Linked DNA regions of Homo sapiens: region 1 is linked to region 2. The links are chromatin contacts, found by Hi-C or POLR2A ChIA-PET in ENCODE. All regions are on one chromosome and are shown on one strand. The core of a region is the stretch at or near the end of the contact, and the rest is flanking DNA. Distances in the headings are between cores, read along the strand shown.

Region 1 (5,992 bases), core at 1,143-3,642, 47 kb before region 2:
CTTGCTTTTTGCTTTTGCAAAAGAATGAGAATAAGAAAAGCAAACAGAATGCCTGGGACAGGAACCCTTGTCTCCTTCAGACTTTTTGTGGCCTCAGTGTCTTCTCCGATTGATGGATAATTCACTTACCAGTCTCAAGATTCCAAAGAGAAGCATCACCTGGATGCAGGAGGTGGGAGGTAATTTCCCTCACCTCATCTTGAAATAATCCATGTGGGAAGTTGTTATCTAGAATGCCTGGGTTCTAGAGGGCAGATGGGCTCCAGAGGGGGCCTTGATGCCTGGTGTCTCAATGGGACATGAAGTTGCAGGAAGAATTAAAAGCTTGCCAGGGGCAGGGTTCTGGGAGGAGTAAGATCAGTTGGGGTAGGTTCCAAGACAGTGGTGAGTGGGGACTGGGAATGCTGGATTCCTGGGTTCTGAGGGTTGCTCCCACAATATGTCTGGCTTAATTTCTTTTCTCACTTGACCATAGCTGTGGCATTTATAGTTGCCACCAGGCAGGGGAGGCCGTAACTTCTGGACGCTCCCTCTCCAGGGAGGGGTATCTTAAGGCCATGACAATATGAGGGAAGAAGGAGGGAGCGGGAGAGAACAAGGGAATCACATCTGTGGGAGGAGAGGAGACCCACCCTCCCAGCCAGAGGTCAGCAGAAACCTGTTTTCTCTGGGATGTCTCATTTCTGGGACAGAGGCCTTTGTAGGAGGCAGAGGGGAGAAAAATGAAGGTGACTGTGTCCCAAATCATTGGATCTTCTTACTTTGCCAGCACCTCTCCAGGGACAGCTGGGCACTGTGAGGGGAGGATGCAGAGCCTGTGACTATGAGGCCAGTTAATGTGTCTCCGGGGACAGAGGCTGGCAGAAAAAACCCTGACCTGGGATACTGGCAGTGAGGCCAGAAGAAGACTCTGGACGTTCAAGGAGCTGGAAAGGGAGGCCTGGACTCTGGAAGAAGGGGCTGGACACCCTCGTGCAAATCTCAATTACACCCTGTTCCTTAGGTGGTCCCTGTAACATCCCACCCGTCCAGGTGGGGCTGCCTTGGTGTCAGAGAACCTGGCTCCACTGAGGAACAAAGTGAAATTGAGGCTTGGAGAAAATAAAGCAAGCCTTCTGTTCCATAGGAGCCGTGTGGGTTTGAACAGGGCTCTTCTCTGAGCCTCGGTTTTCTCATCTGTAAAGCAAGCTTTATAAGAACTCTTATAAGGTCTGTAACTTCTTATAAGGCTTGTAAAGCAGGCCTCGTAACTCGCAGGGTGATCGGAGGATCACAGGTGCGATGTACGTGAAAGCACAGCACAAACGGGTGTCAGTTTTATGGCCAATGTCACGGGGGTAGGAGCTACGCCCAGGCCCGTCAGTCCAGGCCCCTCCCTGGGGGCTGGGGGCTGGGAGGAGGGGATTCGGCGCAGTAGGGCTGGGGCGCTGCGGGGGCGGCGGCCTCGAGCCACTAATCTGAGCTGTCCGCAAGAGATCAGAAGCCGCCCGCAAAGCGGAACCTGGAGGAACGAGGGAGGGCCGCAGTCTCGGGGAACCGGAGCCCCCGCTGCGACTCCGCCGGGACAGCAGCTTCCGGCGCCCCGGCAGCCTCCTGCCCTCGGGGCACTCGCTCCCCCCGAGGTGTACTCCCCGAGGGCTGGGGGAGCGCATTCCCTCCCGTCCTACTGATTAAGTAATTATCCCTAATGAGGGCCCAGCCCCGGAGCTTGTTAAAGGATTTCCGCCTAGATTTCAAAGTGATAATTAGCGGGGAATAGAGAGGAAAGTGGGAGGGAGACACCCGCCGCGCCCCAGGGCCCACAGTCCGCCTTTGCCGGGCGAAGAACCTCCCCATCCCCCTTATACACCCTTTGACCTCCAGTGCTGCATTTTGGTGTCTTGATAGGGGAGGGGTCTGTCCGGTTGGATGTTTAGGACTCTAGAGGCAGAGATGTTTTTATTTCGTTTTGTTTTTGAATTGGGGTCCAGGCTGAGTTTAGGGGTTTCTGCATCCCTCCCAGGGCAGAGAGACACTCCTGTCCTGGCAGATGCCACAGGCTGAGTCACCGTCTACCCAGACAACTAAAATCCAGGCATCTTCCTCCTTTTCTCGAGGGCTCTCCAGCCCCTTCCAGAACCCAGGTGTCCCTCTGCCTCCTTTCTCCAGGGGCCTAAGTCTGGGTCCCTCTGGCATCTGGCATGTCTGCTTTCTGAGAGTCAAGCTTCAATCTTGCCTTTAGCAGAGCGGGTCTCTGGTGGGAGATTCAGTAATAAGGGCCTTCCCAGCCCAGCCAGGGCCAGATAGTTCAGTGACATCAGTGTCAGGGTTGGGATTACTGACCATGATAGGTTTCCAGCTTTCAGCAAATGGGGATGCCCAAAGGAGCAGATAGCGAGTGACCTGTGGCCCTGCTGTTTGATTCTGGATGGAGTTACGTTTAGGAGCCTGGCAGCAAACTGGGGCACCTGTTCAATTAGTGATGATGCCATACTCTGGTAAGAGAGCCAAGGCTGCATGGGTGATGGGAGGTTTCTGTTGGGACTGACATGGGCACACAACGGTTTTGGAGCAGGGCTGGTGTCCTAACATAAATAGGGGGCATAGTAGATGCTCACGGAGTTGGGCTTAATGAATTAGGGTGTTGTTTTATTCTATATAGCACCTAACTTGTGACAACTCTTGTTGAATTATTTAATTTTAATTTTCCTGTCTTTGTGTCTCAGGTGAGAACTATGTCTTATACTTCTTTATATCCTCAACAGAGTATATAATAGTTGCTTTAAAATACTTGCTTATTAATTGACAGGTTTTTCTACTCATTTTGTCACCATGCAAATAAACCCAGCCTGGACTGAGGCTGGCTCTTACCTAAACCCAGAAAGGAGCCATTTTTGGAGCAATAGAAATTCAGCCTCCCCTTTCTTGACCCTCCATAGATTGCCAGTCCTGCCCTCCAGCTCCTCTGTCTCCTCCACTTCTGTAAGGTCTCAGCCAGAGCCAGGAACGCCAGTCAGAACTTTCTCCCAATGGATAGTCTAATAACTATGATGCCCTTTATAAACATGTTATACTTTATTATAAAAAAGGTCAATAGACAGAAGGAAACTATCATCATCATTCTCCTTTTCCCCCTCTACCCAATCAGTAATAAGGTGAAATGGCCATAAGAAGAGAGAGAGAAAATCCAGAAAACACACACAGATGAAATGCCTACAAGGAGGAAAACTTGAATCTGGGGTGAAGGTGGGAGGAGAGAGAATGGGGACAGTAGAGAAGATGGGTAACTTTTACGAGATAAAGCTACAGCTGGCTTTTGGTGGAAGAGACAGGAAAATAAATGCTGAGACACCAATCAGGGAAGGTCTGGGGTGGAGATCAGTGGGTGAGACTGCTGGCCAAATAAAAATCCCCTCCTTGCGTGTCCACCCACAACCCAGCAAGCCAAACCAACAGGGCGTCCACTGTAGACATTTAGGAAAACTAAGGGATTTGGGAGGAAGAGGAAGCAACCATGTAGATGAGAGATATTTATGATTTCTTCTGGACTTTTTTTTCTCCAGGGCATGGAGAGAGTGGAGAAGGAAATAAATTCTCTTTTCTTCTTGGATCCGTTTTTTTTGTTTTTTTTTTTCATTAAAAAAATGGGGGTGGGGGCAAGGGTCCTGAGAACTCAGAGATGAGCCTGTTTACACACAAACTCTTAAGTAATAGTGAATGGAAATAACATAATGCTGTCCTGAAACCCAGAGACTCTGCCCTCAGTCCCTCCCTTTCCCCATAAACCCCACTCACAAGTCAGTCTGGGGCATTGCCTATAAGGCTCCTGTCCTTCCTTTAGGACTCAGTGCAGTGTTCTGCATTGGTGCCCCCACAACATGTCCATCAAACACCTTTTCATTCTCAGACCATTACCTTCTACAGAGAATGTCTGCTCGTATTATTCATTCTTTCTTCTTTGTCCCCTAAACTTACACCCTCCTTGCTTATCACCTCATTCCCCAACCAGTTTCAAGAACAGATGAAGGGTTAATACTGGTAACCGTCAGTATTCTCTGCCCTTCCTGTAGTCCCGGAAATAGAAATTGTGAGTCCGGTTCCTCATCCAGGAAAGGGGCAGAGCATGGAAGAGCCAGGGCTGGGCGCCTACTCCAAGATCACCGTGGGGAAGGGATCTGGCCCATGCCAAGATTCTGCTGCTCCATCAGGTAGACCGGGTAGGAATTGGGGCCACCCTCATCCTCTGCATCATTGTACTGGGTGTTCTGGGTTAGTGTGCGGCGTGTCCGCATCATATAGGAGACCTGTGATTGGGATGAGAAAGGAGGAATGAGAACCATCTGCGATTTGTTTTCCACAACACTCACCTCAGGTCTTGATTCTATTCTCAAGATTCCATCCAAACCTTGATGTTTATTCCAGCTCCAGGTCCAATACAATGAGTCCCAGCTCCATCTCCAGTTCCCCACTCTACCATATTCTCCTTGTCTTTACACCTCCTATTCTCATACCCCAGACTCTCCACCCCCCACACTTTCTCTTTCACACCCTTTCATTCTCAGCCACAGCCTTGTCCCCAATTCCAGCTTTTTACCTCCTGTGTATTTATTGTCTTTCTCCTTAGTTTTCACCAAAACTCTCCCTCTATTACTGTTCCTCCCACTTCTGCCATGTCTCTTTTCCTAGACTCATTATTCCCTGTAACTCTGACCCCTAATGTATCCTCAATTCCCTATCCCATAGGTTGATTTCTGTGGGGCACATCTGTCCCTTACCAAGAAGATCAGGCCAAGGAACACCAGGAGGAGAATCACAGCCACCAGGACCACAATAACTATGGCCCATGCAGGGAATGAATCATTCTCTCCCATCTGTCCAGCGTGGATACCTTTCTGTGAGCCATCTTTATTGAGGTATGGATGGCTCTCGTTTCCTGTGGCTTCTGATGTGATAGAACTCAGCTTCGTTCTAGATGTAATGAGGGTGAAAGAACCAGTGGGCACCTGATGAGTAACTTCAGTTTTATTTAGATGAGAAGAGGTAGTAGTGAGAGATTTGTCTCCTGTGACCTTGACTGAAGGTTTTATAGTCTTTGTGACTGCTGCTGTTTTTTCTGGGTTTTCTGTGGACTTTACTGGGGCTTTTATGGTCTCAGTGGTCAGTGTGGTGTTCCCCAGGTTTTCTGTAGGCTTTTCTGGGACTGGTGTGTTTTTCCCTTTGGTGCATATGGTCTTCTCTGAGTATAGCGTAGGCTTTTCTGGGGTTCTTGTGGTTTTCTCTGTGGTTGACGTGGTCTTTTCTGGGTGTTCTGTGGACTTTTCTGTGACTTGTGTCATCTTCTCATGGGCCAATGTGGTCCTTTTTGCATGTTTTATAGGCTCTGCTGGGGCTGGTGTGATCACATTGGCTGATGTAGCCCTATCTCTATGTTCTGTAGACTCTGCTGCAGATGAGGTGATCTTGTCATTGGGTGATGTGGTCCTTTCTCCATGTTCTGTAGGCTTTGCTAGGGATGGTGTGATCTTCTCATTGGCCGACGTAGTTTTTGCTCCATGTTCTGTAGGCCCTTCTGGGGATAGTGTGATCTTCTCATTGGCCAATGTAGTCTTTTCTCCATGTTCTGTAGGCTTTACTGGGGATGGTGTGGTGTTCTCATTGGCCGATGGGGTCATTTCTTCGTGTTCTGTAGGCTTTGCTGGAGATGGTATGGTCTTCTCATTGGCTGATGGTGTCCTTTCTCCATGTTCTGTAGGCTCTGCTGGGGATGGTGTGGTCTTCTCATTGGCTGTCCTTTCTCCATGTTCTGTAGACTCTGTTGGGGATGTTGTGGTGTTCTCATTGGCCAGTGGGGTCCTTTCTCCATTTTCTGTAGGCTCTGCTGAGGATGGTGTGGTGTCCTCATTGACTGTCGTTTCTCCATGTTCTGTAGGCTTTGCTGGGGATGGTGTGGCCTTCTCATTGGCTATCCTTTCTCCATGTTCTGTAGGCTCTGCTCGGGATGGTGTGGTGATCT
Region 2 (5,748 bases), core at 1-2,500:
CTTAGCCAAGGATGGGAGCTCCCTGTACAGGAACAGAGGTCAAAGGTTAGTATCAGAAGCTGCATTGTATCTGCATCTCTGCCCTCAATTACCTCTCAAACATCTCATCTCACTCCAGCACAACTTTACCAGTCCTGCTGTTTTGGCCTCCACACTTTAGAGCAATTTCCAACCCTTGCCCCCAGTCCCCACCCCGACTCCAGGCTGCTACACTTTTACCTATGATATTTTATTCCACTCCGCAGACCCCATTACATTTCCCTGCCATGAAGGGGCTTCTCACCTGAAGACAGCCAGACATGTGGCAGGGTGCCCATACAATCGGTCCAATACCCCAGGGCTCAGGCCCCCTAAGAATTCCTGCAGATTCCTGCATTGTAGGTGTACTCGGTTCAGTCCCCTTGAAGGGGTGCTCTCCATCACCTGAGGAATGCAAACGTCAGAAGTGCAACCTCACCATCCATGCCAGTGTCACCCCTGACCTTTCTAACTGATTCCAGATCCATCAGTCCCCACAATAACCCCACCTTTTCTGTGGTCTCCTTTCCCATGTCACTCATCTCCTCTGGTTTCTCCCAAACCTGACCAATCTCCCTCCCTTTCTTGCCTCCTCACCCTATTTCTGCCCTTCAACTCCAGTCTTCCCTCAATTACCAAGTGACAGAATTGTTAACTGTCCAGTGTTTGCAAGATCATTTTGTATTTCAATGACTTGTCTCATCTTTGGCTAAACAGGGACAAAGAAAATTGAGCCCACACCTCTCTCTTCCATCCCATCCTGGTCAGACCAGTCTACAAGCTCCAAATCTGCCCGTCCTTCCTATCTTCTATCTCTTAGCCCACTTCTGCTAAGTACGGCGGTAACCTCTCCCCTCCATGCTTCCCAAATCTAAAGCCACCTCTTTTCCCTTCCCAAGTCTACTTCACGTCATTCACCCTGACCCACGCCTTCCGATCTCCTAGCTTCTCCCTGCCTTCCTCTCACTCTTCGCCTCCCACTCACCTCTCTCTCTCTCATACCTCTGCCACTCCCGCCCTCCTAGGTCCCCTCACCACTCTGTCGATCCTCCTCGCGCACCCCGAGTCTCGGGCCGTCGCTTAATCGGAGCCAAAGTCTCGCATTGGCTCCTGGAGATTGAGGGAAAGATGGTGAAAAAATGCGAGGAAAAGATGGGGAAAGCAAAGAAAGATTTCACAGGCAAGAGCCCAGAATGGAGAATTCAGAAGAGAAGGGAGGTAAGGGGAGGAGTGGAAAAGTGAAGAGGATGAGAATAGACGCTGCACTCTCCGGGCGCGGGGGATGCTGGGAATTGGAGTCTTGCCTTTGCTCTCCTTAGAGCCGGCTGAAGCGCGTCTGACTACAAATCCCGAAAGGCACCGTGGGGAAGCCGAAAGGAGAGGAGCTGGCTTTTAATTGAGCGAGGGGAGACACCAGAAGCTGGACCAGTTGGTTCCGCGAAGGCAGAACCAACTCCGCCCACGCTGCTAACGGCGCGTGTAACCGGCTGGAGCGGGAGGCGGGTCCGGGAAAGTAGAAGTGCCTGGAGGGCTTCCTTGCGGAGGCGCGCTCTGGCGACTTGGTGGTGAGCCGAGTGAGCACAATTACTCCCCATAAAATTGGGATAATACACACTCCAGGCCGGGCGCGGTGACTCACGCCTGTAATCCTAGCACTTTGGGAGGCCGAGGCGGCGAATCACCCGAGGTCAGGAGTTCGAGACCATCCTGGCCAACATGGTGAAACCCCCGTCTTTACTAAAAATACAAAAATTAGCCGGGCGTGGTGGTGGGCACCTGTAATCCCAGCTACTCTGGAGGCTGAGGCAGGTGAATCGCTTGAACCCTGGAGGCGGAGTTGCAGTGAGCCAGGACCATGCCATTACACGCCAGCCTGGGCGACAAGAGTGAAACTCCGTCTCAAAAAAAAAGAAAAGGAAAGAAAAGAAAGAAAGCGTACACACTCTGGGCGGTTTCCACGAGTTAACGATTAACACGATCCAGTGCACCTTACTTGACCCTAAGTACTCAGTAAATCTTAATTTCTGCCTCCACCACTCCTCAAACCGTTTACTTAGAAGACCCAGATAAATACAGTTTTTAAGACACCAACTATTTGCTCTGATTTGATTTATGAACCTACTACAAAAGTGGAGGTCTTCACCCAAACCCAGAACTACACGTTTCCCCAAATTCCTATATGCAAATTTTGTTATTCCCACCTTATAGACTGGAAGACTGGAGCCCGGCAAGATTAAGAAATTTGCCTGCAGCCTGGCGAGGTGGCTCAGAGCTGTGACCCCCAGCTACTTGGGAGGCTGAGGCAGGAGGATCGCTTGAGACTAGGAGTTTGAGGCTACAGTGAGCTATGATCGCACCAGCCTGGGTGACAGAGGGAGACCCCCATTTCTCTCTCTCTTTTTTTTTTTTTTTTGAAACGGAGTCTCTCACTCTGTCACCCAGGCTGGAGTGCAGTTGCATGATCTCAGCTCACGGCAACCTCAGCCTCCCGGGTTCAAGCGATTCTCTTACCTCAGCCTCCCAAGTAGCTGGGACTACAGGTGTGTGCCACCACGCCCGGCTAATTCTGGTATTTTTAGTAGAGATAGGGTTTCAACATGTTGGCCAGGCTAGTCTCAAACTCCTGACCTCAGGTGACCCACCTGCCTCAGCTTCCCAAAGTGTTGGGATTACAGGCATGAGCCACTGAGCCCAACCTGAGATGCCCATCTCTAAAAAAAAAAAAATTAAAAAAAAAATCCCTACAATCAGACAGGAAGTGCCCAAGCTGGGATTTGAAGCACATTTGCAAGCAACCAGGGATCAAAATGGTAATGACTATGCAAGACTTTTTATACTTTGTAGCCCACCCATGTTTTCTGTTGTCCCTGTCTTTTTAGCAATTAATGTTTTAAAATCTTCAAAGAAAAGCTAAAAATTGACAGAGCTTCTTTATGGCAAACTTTAGGTAAGGTTGAAAGACAATTTACAATCTAGGAAGAAATGGTTGATGAAATAAACAAAATACAAAAAGCTGTTACAAAGCAATAAGAAAAAGAAACATAATAGAAAGATTGGGACAGACCACTGCTTACTAGTTAGCCCTGCTCAGCAAGGAGCAGCTTAAAAAAAAAAAAAGAAGAAGAAAAGAAAAAGAAAAGAAAGAGGCCTGGCGGGGTGGCTCAGGCCTGTAATCCCAACACTTTGGGAGGCCAAAGAAGGTGGATCATTTTAGCTCAGGAGTTCCAGACCAGCCTGGGCATTATACAGAAACTCTATCGCTACAAAAACAAAACAAAACAAAAATTAGCTAGGTGTAGTGGTGTGCTCTCCTGCGGTCCCAGCTGCTCAAGAGGCTGAGGTAGAAGGATCACTTGGGCCCAGGAGATTGAGGCTGCAGTGAGCAATGATAGCACCACTGCACTCCAGCCTGAGCAACAGTGTGAGACCCTGTCCCAAAAGGAGAGGGGAAGAGAGGAGAGGACAGGGGAGAACTGGAGAGGGGAGAATTGGGGAGGGGAGAGGAAGGGAGGGTTAGGGAGGGGGAAAGAAGGAAAGAGAAAGAAAGATTGGCCAAAGCAAAAAGAAAGTTAAACAGAATATCAGAAATGTTTCAAAAATCAAAAAATTGGCTGGGCACGGTGGCTCACGCCTGTAATCCCGACACTTTGGGAGGCCGAGGTGGGTGGATCACCCGAGATCAGGAGTTCGAGACCAGCCTGGCCAACATGGTGAAACCCGTCTCTCCTAAAAATACAAAAATTAGCCGGGCGTGGTGGCAGGCGCCTATAAGCCCAGCTACTCGGGAGGCTGAGGCAGGAGAATCGCTTGAACCCGGGAGGTGGAGTTTGTAGTGAGCTGAGATCGTACCATTGCACTCCAGCCTGGGGGACAAGAGCGAGACTTTGTCTCAAAAAAAAAAAAAAAAAATTCAAAAAATTAGCCAGGCCTGGTTCTGTGGTCCCAGCTACTCAGGAGGCTGAGGCAGGAGGATTGTTTGGACCCAGGAGGTCAAGGCTACACTGAGCTGTGATCATGCCACTGCACTCCAGCCTGAGCTATACAGTGAGACCCTGTCTCAAAAAAAAAAAAAAAAAAAAAAAAGAAAAGAAAAGAAAAGAAAAGAGAAAAAGAAATTAGCTCGGTATGCACACACCTGAAGTCCTAGCTACTCAGGAGGCTGAGGTAGGAAGATCGGTTGAGTCCAGCAGTTCAAGGCTGTAGTGAGCTACAGTTACACCACTGCACTCCAGCCTGGCCGCAGAATTAGACTGTCTCTTAAAAATAAATATATAGGCCAGGCGCCATGGCTCACACCTGTAATGCCAGCACTTTGGGAGGTCAAGGTGGGTGGATCACCTGAGGTCAGGAGTTCCAGACTAGCCTGGTCAACATTTTAGTAGAAACCTTGTCTCTACTAAAAACACAAAAATTAGCTGGCATGGTGACGGGCGCCTGTAATCCCAGCTACTTGGGAGGCTGAGGCAGGAGAATCACTTGAACCCGGGAGGCAGAGGTTGCAGTGAGCTGAGACCACACCATTGCACTCCAGCCTGGGCAAGAGTGAAACTCCATCTCAAAATAAATAAATAAATAAAAATAAAAATAAATAAATCGGCCGGAGGCAGTGGCTCACACCTATAATCTCAACACTTTGGGAGGCCGAGGCGGGTGGATCACTTGAGGTCAGAAGTTCGAGACTAGCCTGAGCGGGTGAAACCCCGTCTCTACTGAAAATACAAAAATTAGCCAGACATGGTGGCGGGCGCCTGTAATCCCAGCTACTTGGGAGGCTGAGGCAGGAGAATCACTTGAACCCAGTAGGCTGAGGTTGCAGTAAGCCGAGATCACACCACTGCACTCCAGCCTGGGCAACAGAGCAAGACTCTATCTCAAAATAAATACATAAATAAAATTAAAATATAAAAGTTCAGCAAAAAAGAAATTAAGGATTGACAACCTCAATGTTGACCAGGGTATAGGAGCATACTCATACACTTTTGCTGAAAATTGAGGCCGGGTCCAGTAGCTCATGCCTGTAATCTCAGCACTTTGAAGGGAGGCCAAGCCAGGCAGATCACTTGAGCCCCGAAGTTTGAGACCAGCCTGGGCAACATGGTGAAACCCTGTCTCTACAAAAAATAAAAAAATTAGCTGGGCATGAGGGTGCATGCCTGTAGGCCCAGCTACTTGAGAGGCTGAGGCAGGAGGGTTGTTTGAGCCCTGGAGGTGGAGGTTGCAGTGAGCTGAGATCACACCATTGCACTCCAGACTGGGCAACAAAATGAGAGTCTGTCTCAAATTAAAAAAAAAAAAAAAAAAAAAAAAAAAAAAAAAAAATTGAAATAGGCACACCTCTTTTGGAGGGGGTGAGGGGACAGAGTCTTACAGTGTCACCCAGGTCAAATGCAGTGGCACAATCTTGGCTCACTGCAATCTCTGTCTCCCAGATTCAAGCGATTCTTGTGCCTCAGCCTTCCGAGTAGTTGGGATTACAGGCGTGAACCACCATGCCTGGCTAATTTTTTTTTGTATTTTTAGTACAGACAGGGTTTCACCGTGTTGGCCAGCATGTTAGTGGGCATGGTAGTTCAAAAAAGAAAATTCCTGTGATAGGGAGCTCATGACCTCCTCCTCTCAGGCAGCATCCTGGAGAGAAAGAACAGAGAGCCAGGGCCAGGCGTGGTGGCTCACACCTGTAATCCCAGCACTTTGGGAGACCGAGGAGGGTGGATCAAGACATCAGGAGTT

Evidence for each region. A loop is a pair of places that touch in the nucleus more often than their neighbours do. ChIA-PET counts read pairs that join two places held with the same protein, here RNA polymerase II (POLR2A). Pooled maps may share reads with other maps.
Region 1: a loop to region 2 is called in a map of CD8-positive, alpha-beta T cell, with 7 times the contacts of the local background. The contact joins the promoter of HCG21 here to the promoter of GTF2H4 in region 2. A Hi-C loop is called at or near these places in 8 of 168 maps with a recorded cell type or tissue (CD8-positive, alpha-beta T cell, Calu3, K562 and 5 more), 10 of 37 single-sample maps with no recorded cell type and 13 of 50 pooled maps. POLR2A ChIA-PET finds 5 or more read pairs at or near these places in 22 of 52 experiments (A549, CD4-positive, alpha-beta T cell, CD4-positive, alpha-beta memory T cell and 17 more).

Annotation. Positions count from the first base shown.
Region 1 is chr6:30,951,262-30,957,253 of GRCh38, reverse strand. It overlaps HCG21 (HLA complex group 21), which reads left to right and starts at 2,392. Exons shown (of 3, transcript NR_138040.1): 1 at 2,392-2,477; 2 at 4,723-4,892. MUCL3 (mucin like 3) reads right to left here. Exons shown (of 3, transcript NM_080870.4): 2 at 4,755-5,992; 3 at 3,033-4,283. The coding sequence ends at 4,137. RefSeq lists an enhancer at 862-1,542.
Region 2 is chr6:30,903,709-30,909,456 of GRCh38, reverse strand. It overlaps GTF2H4 (general transcription factor IIH subunit 4), which reads right to left and starts at 1,250. Exons shown (of 14, transcript NM_001517.5): 1 at 1,054-1,250; 2 at 284-423; 3 at 1-22. The coding sequence starts at 420.